Linked DNA regions of Homo sapiens: region 2 is linked to region 1. A link is an interaction called in ENCODE POLR2A ChIA-PET data of the cell type or tissue named here. Cell type or tissue: OCI-LY7. All regions are shown on one strand. Each heading gives the region's core, and the rest is flanking DNA. Links, peaks and the distances in the headings are about the cores only. Region 1 has its middle 16 kb from the start of YJU2B. Region 2 has its middle 89 kb from the start of YJU2B.

Region 1 (5,376 bases), core at 70-5,069:
ACTTGAGCCCCAGGGAGTTTGAGACCAGCCTGGGCAACAAAGTGAGGCCTCACTTCTACAAAACAGAACCAAAACTAAAACCAAAAACCAATTAGCTGTGCATGGTGGAGCACACCTGTAATCCCAGCTACCTGGGAGGCTGAGGTGAGAGGACCCTTTGAGCCCAGGAGGTTGAGGCTGCAGTGAGCTATGTTTGCAGCACTGCACTCCAGGCTGGGTGGTAGAGTGAGAACCTGTCTTAAAACAAACAAAAAAAGGGCCGGGCGCGGTGGCTCACGCCTGTAATCCCAGCACTTCGGGAGGCCGAGGCGGGCGGATCACTTGAGGCCAGGAGTTCAAGACCAGCCTGGCCAACATGGTGAAACTCTGTCTCTACTAAAAATACAAAAATAGCCAGACGTGGTGGTGTGTCCCTGTAATCCCAGCTACTTGGGAGGGTGAGGCAGGAGAATCACTTGAACCCGGTGGCAGAGGTTGCAGTGAGTGAAGATCGTGCCATTGCACTCCAGTCTGGGTGACAGAACGAGACTCCATCTCAAAAAAAAAAAAACAATCTCTACAGTGAGAGAATTAATATAGTGTATACTTTCTGGTAGAGGACAATGGTTAAAGAATTCAAGACCAGGCGTGCTGGCTCACGCCTGTAATCTCAACAATTTGGGAAACTGAGGTGAGAGGGTCTCTTGAGGCCAAGAGTTTGAGACTAGCCTGGGCAACATAGTGAGACCCTGTCTCTACAAAAGATACAAAAATTAGCCAAGCAGGGTGGTGCATGCCTATAGTCCCAGCTACTAGGGAGGCTGAAGTGGGAGGATCCCTTGAGCTCAGGAGTTGGAGGCTACAGTGAGTCATGATTGCACCACTGTACTCCAGCCTGGGGGACAGAGTGAGATCCTGCCTCTCAAAATAAAATGAAACAAAAACAATAAAATAAAATAAAGAATTCAAATCTATTTAGTGAAAACTAACAGATTTCTCTCTTTTAATTCTTGGCTCATGGCCAGTGTTTCTCAATAGGAGCCATCTTCACCCCTTCAGGGGCAATGTCTGCAGACATTTTTGGTTGTGACAAATTGGGTTGGGAGGGAGTGTTCATGGCGTCTAATGTTCGTTTTTTGTTTTTTTGAGATGGAGTTTCACTCTCGTTGCCCAGGTTGGAGTGCAATGGCATGATCTCGGCTCACTACAACCTCCACCTTCTGGGTTCATGCGATTCTCCTGCTTCAGCCTCCCGAGTAGCTGGGATTAGAGGCATGTGCCACCACGCCCAGCTAATTTTGTATTTTTAGTAGAGACAGGGTTTCTCCATGTTGGTCAGACTGGTCTTGAACTCCTGACCTCAGGTGATCTACCCACCTCGGCCTCCCAAAGTGCTGGGATTACAGGCGTCAGCCACCGTGCCTGGCTATGGCGTCTAATGAGCAGAGGCTGGATATGCTGCTCAACTTCTCACAGTGCACAGGACAGCCTTTGCACTACAAAGAATGATCCGGCCCCGAATGCCAGTAGTGCCAAGGTTAACAAACTCAGAAATCAAAATAGCTCAGTTTGAACAGGAAGTTGGTGGGCCGTTTGACTAAGATGGAGATGCCAGGTGGGCTTAAGAATTTTCCAGCAAGGCCGGGCGTGGTGGCTCATGCCTGTAATCCCAGCACTTTGGGAGGCCGAGACAGGTGGATCACGAGGTCAGGAGATCGAGACTATCCTGGCTAACACCATGAAACCCCGTCTCTACTAAATATACAAAAAATTAGCCGGGTGAGGTGGCGGGCACCTGTAGTCCCAGCTACTCGGGAGGCTGAGGCAGGAGAATGGCGTGAACCTGGGAGGCAGAGCTTGCAGTGAGCCGAGATCGCGCCACTGCACTCCAGCCTGGGTGACAGAGCAAGACCCCGTCTCAAAAAAAAAAAAAAAATTTCAAAAGGTATGCATTTTTTATGCCGGGTGCAGTTGCTCATGCCTGTAATCCCAGCACTTTGGGAGGAAGAGGCAGGTGGATCACTTGAGGTCAGGAGTTTGAGACCAGTCTGGCCAACACGGTGAAACCCGGTCTCTACTAAAAATACAGAAATTAGCTGAGTGTGGTGGTGCATGCCTGTAGTCCCAGCTACTGGGAGGCTAAGGCAGGAGAGCTGCTTGGACCGGGAAGGCAGAGGTTGCAGTGAGCCGAGATCGTGCCACTGTACTCCAGCCTGGGCAACAGAGTGAGACTCTGTCGCAAAAAAAAAAAAAAAAAGAAAGAAAGTATGCACTTTTTTTTTTTTTTTAAGGAAACAAGGATCTCACTATGTTGCCCAGGAGGGATTGGCACTCCTGGGCTAAAGCGATCCTCCTGCCTCAGCCTTCCAAGTAGCTGAGACTACAGACTTGGGCCACCAGGCCTGTCAAGGTTAGCATCTTTGAGCTCCTAAGTCCAACACTATCGCCATCACTTTTATGGTCCGGATGGCGTTTGGGGCATTTTGGGCATTTTATTTCTTGCCTTCATTCCTTCTCCCCACCCTTAATATTTAAATATTATCCTACTCCCTCTGCTGAGATAGGTACAAGGCTCATCTCACCTCTGGATTCTCCAGTGAGGGTTACTCCAGGGTGGGCCTCTTCCCCTTCACGTCCTGCCAGGCAATCCCCTTGGGGCGAGTCATAACTTTTCTGGACCTCAGTTTCCTTCCCTGTAAAATAAGAACAATAATAATACTTCCTCGGGCTGTTGTCGGGGACTCTTCAGCCCACCACTCCCACCCCGAAGTCCTACCCAGCGCTCACCACAAAGCCTACCCTCTTCTGAGCTCTCTGAATCCTCAAAGCCTCCTCTGAGATAGAGGCTGTGAACGCCTTTCCTACAAATGGGGAAACTGAGGCTGGGAGACCCGAGAACTGGACCATGATCTCAAACCTTTGAGGGAGGGAGCTACCCTGGAAGGCGATGGTCTTCTCCAGAGCCCTCCCAAGGGCGCTCAGTACCACGTGGGCACCCAGAGAAGTTTTCTTATCCCTCTTGGCCCCCTCGGATCCTAACTCCCAGCTCGGCGAGGACCCTGGAAGCGGGTTCAGCCTTCGCTGGTTGAAGCCAGCTCCGAGGCGCATGCGCAAGTGAGCGCGCGCGGTGGCCTGTGGGAGGCTGGCTGCGAGTCCGAAGCTCAGCCCAGACGCCGGCGCTGTTGTCAGGGCGACCGGGGTGGGGCGGGGCCAGAACGTGGCCAAGCCTTTACTCGCTCTTCAATGGTCCCTTGTTTTCACGGGGCCAACCTTCTCTTAATTGTTCTTTGTTGTTAGTTCGTTCCCTTCCTCGATGGACAGAAGCTGACTTGTAGCGTGTGTCTACCAAAGGACAGGCAGAAGCAGGAGGATCTCGGCCATGATTAAGCGCCGGTGGAGACCCCTGACTCAATTCGGTTCATATACACGAGTCAATTTTTTTTTTTCTTTCCTCTTTTGCCTTTGAGTAATCTGTAATTTATTAGCGACATCTATAATTTATCTCACTTCTCCGGCCAGATCTTGCTTAGGCAAAACCGCAAACCTGAAGTTTGCAGAAATGACTCAGTGGTGACTAATTCCATTAGGAAAGCATTCTTCACAAAAGAGTTCACAGCAGGATTTCTTTAAATAGAAAACTTCCTCAGTGCACTGAAAACGATTCATTTTATATAAAACACATTTGGATACCGGATCCTCTTTTCTCTTCACTTTTTTTTTTGAGACTGAATCTTGCTCTGTCGCCTAGGCTGGAGTGCAGTGGTGCGATCTCGGCTCACTGCAACCTCTGCCTCCCGGGTTCAAGCAATTCTCCTGCTTCAGCCTCCCGAGTAGCTGGGACTTCAAGGGCCCGCCACCATGCCCGGCTAATTTTTGTACTTTTAGTAGAGACGGGGTTTCACCATATTGGCCAGGCTGTTCTGGGACTCCTGATCTTGTGATCTGCCCACCTCGGCTTCCCAAAGTGCTGGGATTACAGGCGTGAACCACCGCGTCCGGCCTATTGTTTTTGTAGTTGCATACAGACATAGTCAGGGCCACTGTGTACGATTGTGCAGGTTGTGCCCTGAACAAGTGTGCCTGGCCGAGGGCATGAGAATGGGGCTGAAGTCCGGCCTAGGCTGTGTTCTCCAAGTTGGAGGATAGGGCACCTTCTTCTAATTTGTCTTTTAGAGAGCATACTTCATTCTATTTGCATGAAGTTTCCGTGTGTGCCAGCTGTCTTCCTGCATACGATACTTTTAGTGTCAAAAATATAATCAGGCCTGGCGCGGTGGCTCACGCCTGTAATCCCAGCTCTCTGGGAGGCCGAGGCGGGTGGATCACCTGAGGTCAGGAGTTTGAGACCAGCCTGGCAAACATAGTGAACGCCCATCTCTACCAAAAATACAAAAATTAGCCCAGCATGGTAGTGGGCACCTGTAATCCCAGATACTCGGGAGGCTGAGGCTTGAGAATCACTTGAACCCAGGAGGCAGAGGTTGCAGTGAGCCGAGATCATGCCACTGCACTCCAGCTCAATGATAGGCCAAGACTGTCTAAAACAAAACAAAACAAAACAAATATATACACACACACACACACACACACACACACACACATACATACATACATATATAAAATCAGATACAGTTAGAAAAAAATTAAAAGTTCTTTGTCATACAGCAAGTCTTGATTCAGGAGATGTCAAATCAAGTGGTAAGAAGTTCTCTTACAGCAGTTAGGGCAAGTTTATAAGGCATAAAGGAGGAAGTATTTTGAGCTTTTTTGTGATTGGCTGTTTTACATTAACTTCTTTTTAAGGCAAATAGACCCGTTTAAGCTCATTTGTCTACAGCCGATTGGTTTAATTTCACTGAATCATGCTGACAAGGATGTAAAACTTACATTTTCATGTTTCATTTATGATTAGAGCTAGCATTTCAGGGGAATCAAGATGACAAACTTTGTGTGGTTATGGGTGGTTGGCCTTGGGTGGGGGGGATGAATCTAAACTATAGCCTTCATTTTAACGTTTTTTTGTTTGTTTGTTTGTTTGTTTGTTTGTTTGTTTTGAGACTGATCTCACTTTGTCTCCCAGGCTGTGGAGTGCAGTGGTGTGATCTCGGCTCGCTGCAACCTCCTCTTCCCAGGTTCAAGTGATTCTTGTACCTCAGCCTCCCGAGTAGCTGGGATTACAGGCGTGCGCCACTAAGCCTGGCCCACAATATGCTCTTAATTCCAGGAAGTGGCACAAAAATATACAGCCAAGGGGAAAAGTGTCTAAAGAGTTGAAATGTCCCATCTCATTGCTATTAGAAAAGCATGTTGAAACCATGCCTATCATTTATCCTCTTGTGAGCAAGAGACTTAATTTAATTTATTTTATTATTATTGTTATTATTATTTATTTATTTT
Region 2 (5,376 bases), core at 119-5,118, 73 kb after region 1:
CAACCTCTGCTTCCCAGGTTCAAGCGATCCTCCTGCCTCACCCTCCTGAGTAGCTAGGATAACAGGCACGTACCACCACGCCCGGCTAATTTTTGTATTTTTAATAGAGACGGGGTTTCACTATGTTGGCCAGGCTGGTCTCAAACTCCTGACCTCAGGTGATCCACCCACCTCGGCCTCCCAAAGTGCTGGGATTACAGGTGTGAGCCACTGTGCCTGGCTGAATTAAGGGCCTTTTAGAGGAACCATGCATTTCTGTGCGGATCACTGGTTTCTAAACTAGGCACTTTTGCTCTTTAATTTCTTAATATGTGTGATGCCAAAATTCTGTGGTGATCTGCTGCTGGAAAGATACCTAACCCTGTGAATCTTAGTGATGCCTTGTGGGTGCTGTGGGAGCTCTCCAGGCAGAAAAGACAACTAGGCCCTAGAATTAGGAGATGATTGTCCTGATAAGAGTTAGGATGGAGCCTATTAATAACTTTCCAAATGGCTAACCCAATGCTGAAATTACCCAAGAAGCATTAAGAAAGCAATGTGTTTACAGCAAAGAGCTCTACAGAGGTAGTTGTTAGAGATGCTTGATTTTTTTTTGCCCTATTTATTTATTTTATTATTATTATTTTTTGAAATGGAGTCTTGCTCTGTCGCCCAGGCTGGAGTGCAGTGGCGCGATCTTGGCTCACTGCAACCTCTGTCTCCCGGGTTCAAGCGATTCTCCCGCCTCAGCCTCCTGGAGTAACTGAGATTACAGGCACCCGCCACCATGCTGGCTAATTTTTGTATTTTTGTAGAAATGGGGTTTCACCCTGTTGGCCATGCTGGTCTCCAACTCTTGACCTTAGGTGATCCACCTGCCTCGGCCTCCCAAAGTGCTGGGATTACAGGCGCCTGGCCTTTTTTGCCCAATTAAAAAAAGTTTTTTATTTTGTTTAATAATTTTTTAGAGACAGGGTCTTGCTCTTTCATCCAGGCTAGATGCAGTGGTGCGACCACAGCTCACTGCAGCCTCAAACCCCTGGTCTCAAGGGATCCTCCCGCCACAGCTTCCCAAGTAGCTGAGACTACAGACACAAGCCACCATGCCTGGCTAATTTTTGTTTTTAAATGTATTTATAAAGATAGTGTCTCACTGTGTTGCCCAGGCTGGTCTTCAACTCCTGGCCTCATCCTCCTGAGTAGCCTGAGACTACAGGTGCAAGCCACCATGCCCGGCCTACCCATTTAGAAAAAAAAAAAAAAAAAAAAAAACCCATAGTAAAAATACACATAAATAAAATTTACTACCCTCTCCATTTTAAAGTGGACAGTTCAGTGGCATTAAGTACATTCTCATTGTTGTGCAATCATCAACACCATCTGTCTCCAGAGCTCTTTTCTTCTTGTAAAACTGAAACGACTCACCGGGCGTGGTAGCTCACGCCTGTAATCCCAGCACTTTGGGAGGCTGAGGCGAGCGGATCATCTGAGGTCAGGAGTTCGAGACCAGCCTGGCCAGTATGGTGAAACCCCATCTCTACTAAAAATACAAAAATCAGCTGGGCATGGTGGTGGGGCGCCTGTAGTCCCAGCTACTCAGGAGGCTGAGGCAGGAGAATTGCTCGAACTCGGGAGGTGGAGGTTGCAGTGAGCTGAGATCGCGCCACTGCACTCCAGCTTGGCGACAGAGCGAGACTCCATCTCAAAAAGAAAAAAAAAGAAACAAACAAACAACAAACTGAAACAACTCATTTATTTTTGCGAAACTGAAATTCTGTCCCCATTAAACACTCCTGATGCATCCCTCCCTTATTCCCAGCCCCTGGCAACCACCATCCCACTTTCTGTCTCTATGAATTTCACTACTCTAAGGCCTCATGGAATAATATAACATTTGTCTTTTTGTGACTTACTTCCCTGAGCATATATAGAAATGTATGCGCTCCTACATTATTCATGGTAGTATAAATTAATGCAATCTTCCTGGAGAAAAATTGGAGATAGCTACTAATAGGCTTTGGCCTGGAAATCTTATTGCTAGGTATTTACTCTCCAGAGAGAGTTTGCCAAGATATAGGGTTGAAGATATTATCTTTTTTTTTTTTTTTTTTTTTTGAGACGGAGTGTTGCTCTGTCACCCATGCTGGAGTGCATTGGCACGATCTTGGCTCACTGCAACCTCCACCTCCTGGGTTCAAGCGGTCTTCCTGCCTCAGCCTCCTGAGTAGCTGGGATTACCGGCGTGTGCCAACATGCCTGGCTAATTTTTGTCTTTTTAGTAGAGACGAGTTTTCATTATGTTGGTGAGGCTGGTCTCGAACTCCCGACCTCAGGTGATCCATCTGCCCCGGCCTCCCAAAGTGCTGGGATTATAGGCGTGAGCCACCACACCCGGCCGGGTTGAAGATATTTTCTGTAGCCTTATTTGAAATAGCCCAAAACTGGAAAGTGTCCCTCATTTGGGGATTGATTTGAACAAATTAAGACACAGTGTTAGTATTACAATACTAATGCAGTTATTAAGAAGAAAGACATAGACCTGGGTAGAGTGTAATATTTTGGAAAGATCTCCACTATATATTACTATGTGAAAATGTGCAAGTTGCAGAACCATTGGCTGAGGGTGGTTTTGCAGAAGTTATTAGCATCAAAATGGAGTCACTTACATCAAATCCTAACACAATGGACCCAGGAGGCCATGAAGAGGCAGCCCTGGAGCATGTATGCCCATGCTAAGGACATCCAAAGAATTTTTCAGAGCTGTGATATTCCAGATAAGCTACTTGCTTTTATAAATAAATAAATAAATAAATAAATAAATAAATTAATTAATTTATTTATTTATTTTTGAGATGGAGTCTCACTCTGTCACCCAGGCTGGAGGGCAGAGGTACAATTTCAGCTCACTGCAACCTCTGCCTCCTGGGTTCAAGCGATTCTCCTGCCTCAATCTCCCGAGTAACAGGGACTACAGGTGCCCGCCACCACGCCTGGCTAATTTTTGTATTTTTAGTAGAGACGGGGTTTCACCATATTGGCTAGGCTGGTCTTGAACTCCTGACCTCGTGACCCACCCGCCTCGACTTCCCAAAGTGCTGGGATTACAGGCGTGAGCCACTGCGCCCGGCCCAGATAAGCTACTTGTGCAAGGACAGCTGCCTGAGTGACAAGTGTTTCCGTGTCCACCAATGAACTAATAAACTCCCGCAACAAGCTCCTGCAACCAATGGTCTTTGTTTCAAAACAGTTCATTTGGGCCTTTCCTATTTTTCTTTTTTTAAAAAATTAAATTAAATTAAATTAAATTTATTATTATTTTTTATTTTTTTAATTTTTTTTTTCTGAGACAGAATCTTGCTCTGTCACCCAGGCGGGAGTGCAATGGCACGATCTCGGCTCACTGCAACCTCTGTCTCCCTGGTTCAAGCAATTCTCCTGCCTCAGCCTCCTGCATAGCTGGGATTACAGGCTCGCGCTACTACGCCCAACTAATTTTTGTATTTTTAGTAGAGACGGGGTTTCACCATGTTGGCCAGGCTGGTCTCAAACTCCTGACCTATTCATCCACCCACCCGGCCTCCCAAAGTGCTAGGATTACAGGTGTGAGCCACCGTGCCCAGACTTAAATTTTATTTTTTTTAAAGAGACAGGGTTTCTGTCACCTTGGCTGGAGTACATGGCATGATTATAGCTCTCTGCAGCCTCGACCTCCTGGGCTTAAGTGATCCTCCCACCTTAGCCTCCCTAGTCATTGCGATTGAAGGCCTGAGCTACCACGCCTGGCTCTTTTTTTTCTTTCGAAAGTTTCCCCTGCCCTAACCTCTTTGGATGCTCCTACGGTGGGCCATAGCATGCGGATCTCAGATTGTAATCCCCTGCTATTCCTGAATAAATTCTTTGTTGTCTGGTAACGGTGGCTCACGCCTATAATCCCAGCACTTTGGGAGACTGAGACGGGTAGATCACGATGTCAGGAGTTCGAGACCATCCTGGCCAACATGGTGAAACCCCGTCTCTACTAAAAATACAAAAATTAGCCGGACATGGTGGCACACGCCTGTAGTCCCAGCTACTTGGGAGACTAAGGCAGGAGAGTCACTTGAACCTGGGAGGCAGAGGTTGTAGTGAGCTGAGATCGTGCCACTGAACTCTAGCCTGGGCAACAGAGCAAGACTCCATCTCAGAAAAAAAAAATTCTTTCTTAAAGAGAGTTGATCTCTCTGTTGCTTATTTCAGATTGACAGTTCCTTTTAAATAAATAATAAAATTAAAGGCGCATCTAGATAGATCCATATGGAAAAGAGTATGGAGGTTTCTCAAAGAACTAAAAATAGAACTACAATTTGATCCAGCAATCTCACTACTGAATATCTACCCAAAGGAAAATAAATCATTATATTAAAAGGGTACCTGCACCTGTATGTTTACTGAAGTACTATCCACAATAGCAAAGATGAAGAATCAACCTAGAGGTCCATCCATGGATAATTGGATAGTGAAAATGTGGTACATATACACCATAGAATACTATTCGATGATAAAAAAATAATGGAATCATGTCTTTTGCAGCTACATAGATGGAACCAGAGGCCATTATGTTAAGTGAAACAAGTTAGACATAGAAACACAAATACCACATGTTCTCACTCATAAGCAGGAGCTAAATCATGCCAACATATGGACTTAGAGAGTGGAATGATGGGCAAGGGAGACTCAGAAGGGGTGGGAGGGTGGTGGGTTATGAAAAATCAATGGGTGCAAAGTATGTTATTGAGGTGATGGTTACCCTAAAAGCTCTGACTGCACTGCTATGTAATCTATGCATGTAACAAAATTGCACGTATGTCCCATACATTTAATTATTTTTATTTTATTTTTTATTTTTTTATTTTTTTTTGAGATGGAGTTTCACTCATGTTGCCCAGGCTGGAGTGCAATGGCACGATCTCAGCTCACTGCAACCTCTGCCTCCCGGGTTCAAGTGATTCTCCTGCCTCAGCCTCCTGAGTAGCTGGGATTAGAGGCACCCGCCACCACACCTGACTAATTTTTGTATTTTTAGTAGTGACGGGGTTTCACCATGTTGGCCAGGCTAGTCTTGAACTGACCTCAAGTGATCCACCCGCCTCAGCCTCCCAAAGTGCTAGGATTACAGGTGTGAGCCACCACGCCTGGCTTCCATTGTTCCTTTAAATAGAATTTCTGACGTTAGAAACATAAGGCTTTTGTTTTAGGATTCCTTAAACAATCAGACCCTGATTTCCAGCAAAACAGCTGATGCCAACCCGTTTGAAGACCCCCACAGAGGAATAGGATCAGCAGAAGACGTCAGTGTCTTCATCTTCCAGTCACATGACTTCATCCTGCATTCTTCAACCAGCGAATGATTTCCACACT

What was found. ChIA-PET counts read pairs that join two places held together with the same protein. Peaks named below come from ENCODE experiments on the same cell type or tissue, not always from the same donor. Only the 100,000 strongest peaks of a DNase experiment are listed, where the experiment ranks them.
Region 2: POLR2A ChIA-PET joins it to region 1 with 37 read pairs; 5 of 35 experiments call an interaction of 5 or more read pairs at or near these places.

Annotation. Positions count from the first base shown.
Region 1 is chr19:13,729,471-13,734,846 of GRCh38, reverse strand. It overlaps a transcript of YJU2B not described here. Among named protein-coding and RNA genes, the nearest start is that of YJU2B, 16 kb to the left of the region's middle. RefSeq lists an enhancer at 2,983-3,032. In OCI-LY7, for the core only: no CTCF peak of the experiment used is centred there; a DNase peak (open chromatin) is centred at 3,146; H3K4me3 peaks cover 1,646 bases; H3K27ac peaks cover 385 bases.
Region 2 is chr19:13,656,282-13,661,657 of GRCh38, reverse strand. No RefSeq gene overlaps it. Among named protein-coding and RNA genes, the nearest start is that of YJU2B, 89 kb to the left of the region's middle. In OCI-LY7, for the core only: no CTCF peak of the experiment used is centred there; no DNase peak of the experiment used is centred there.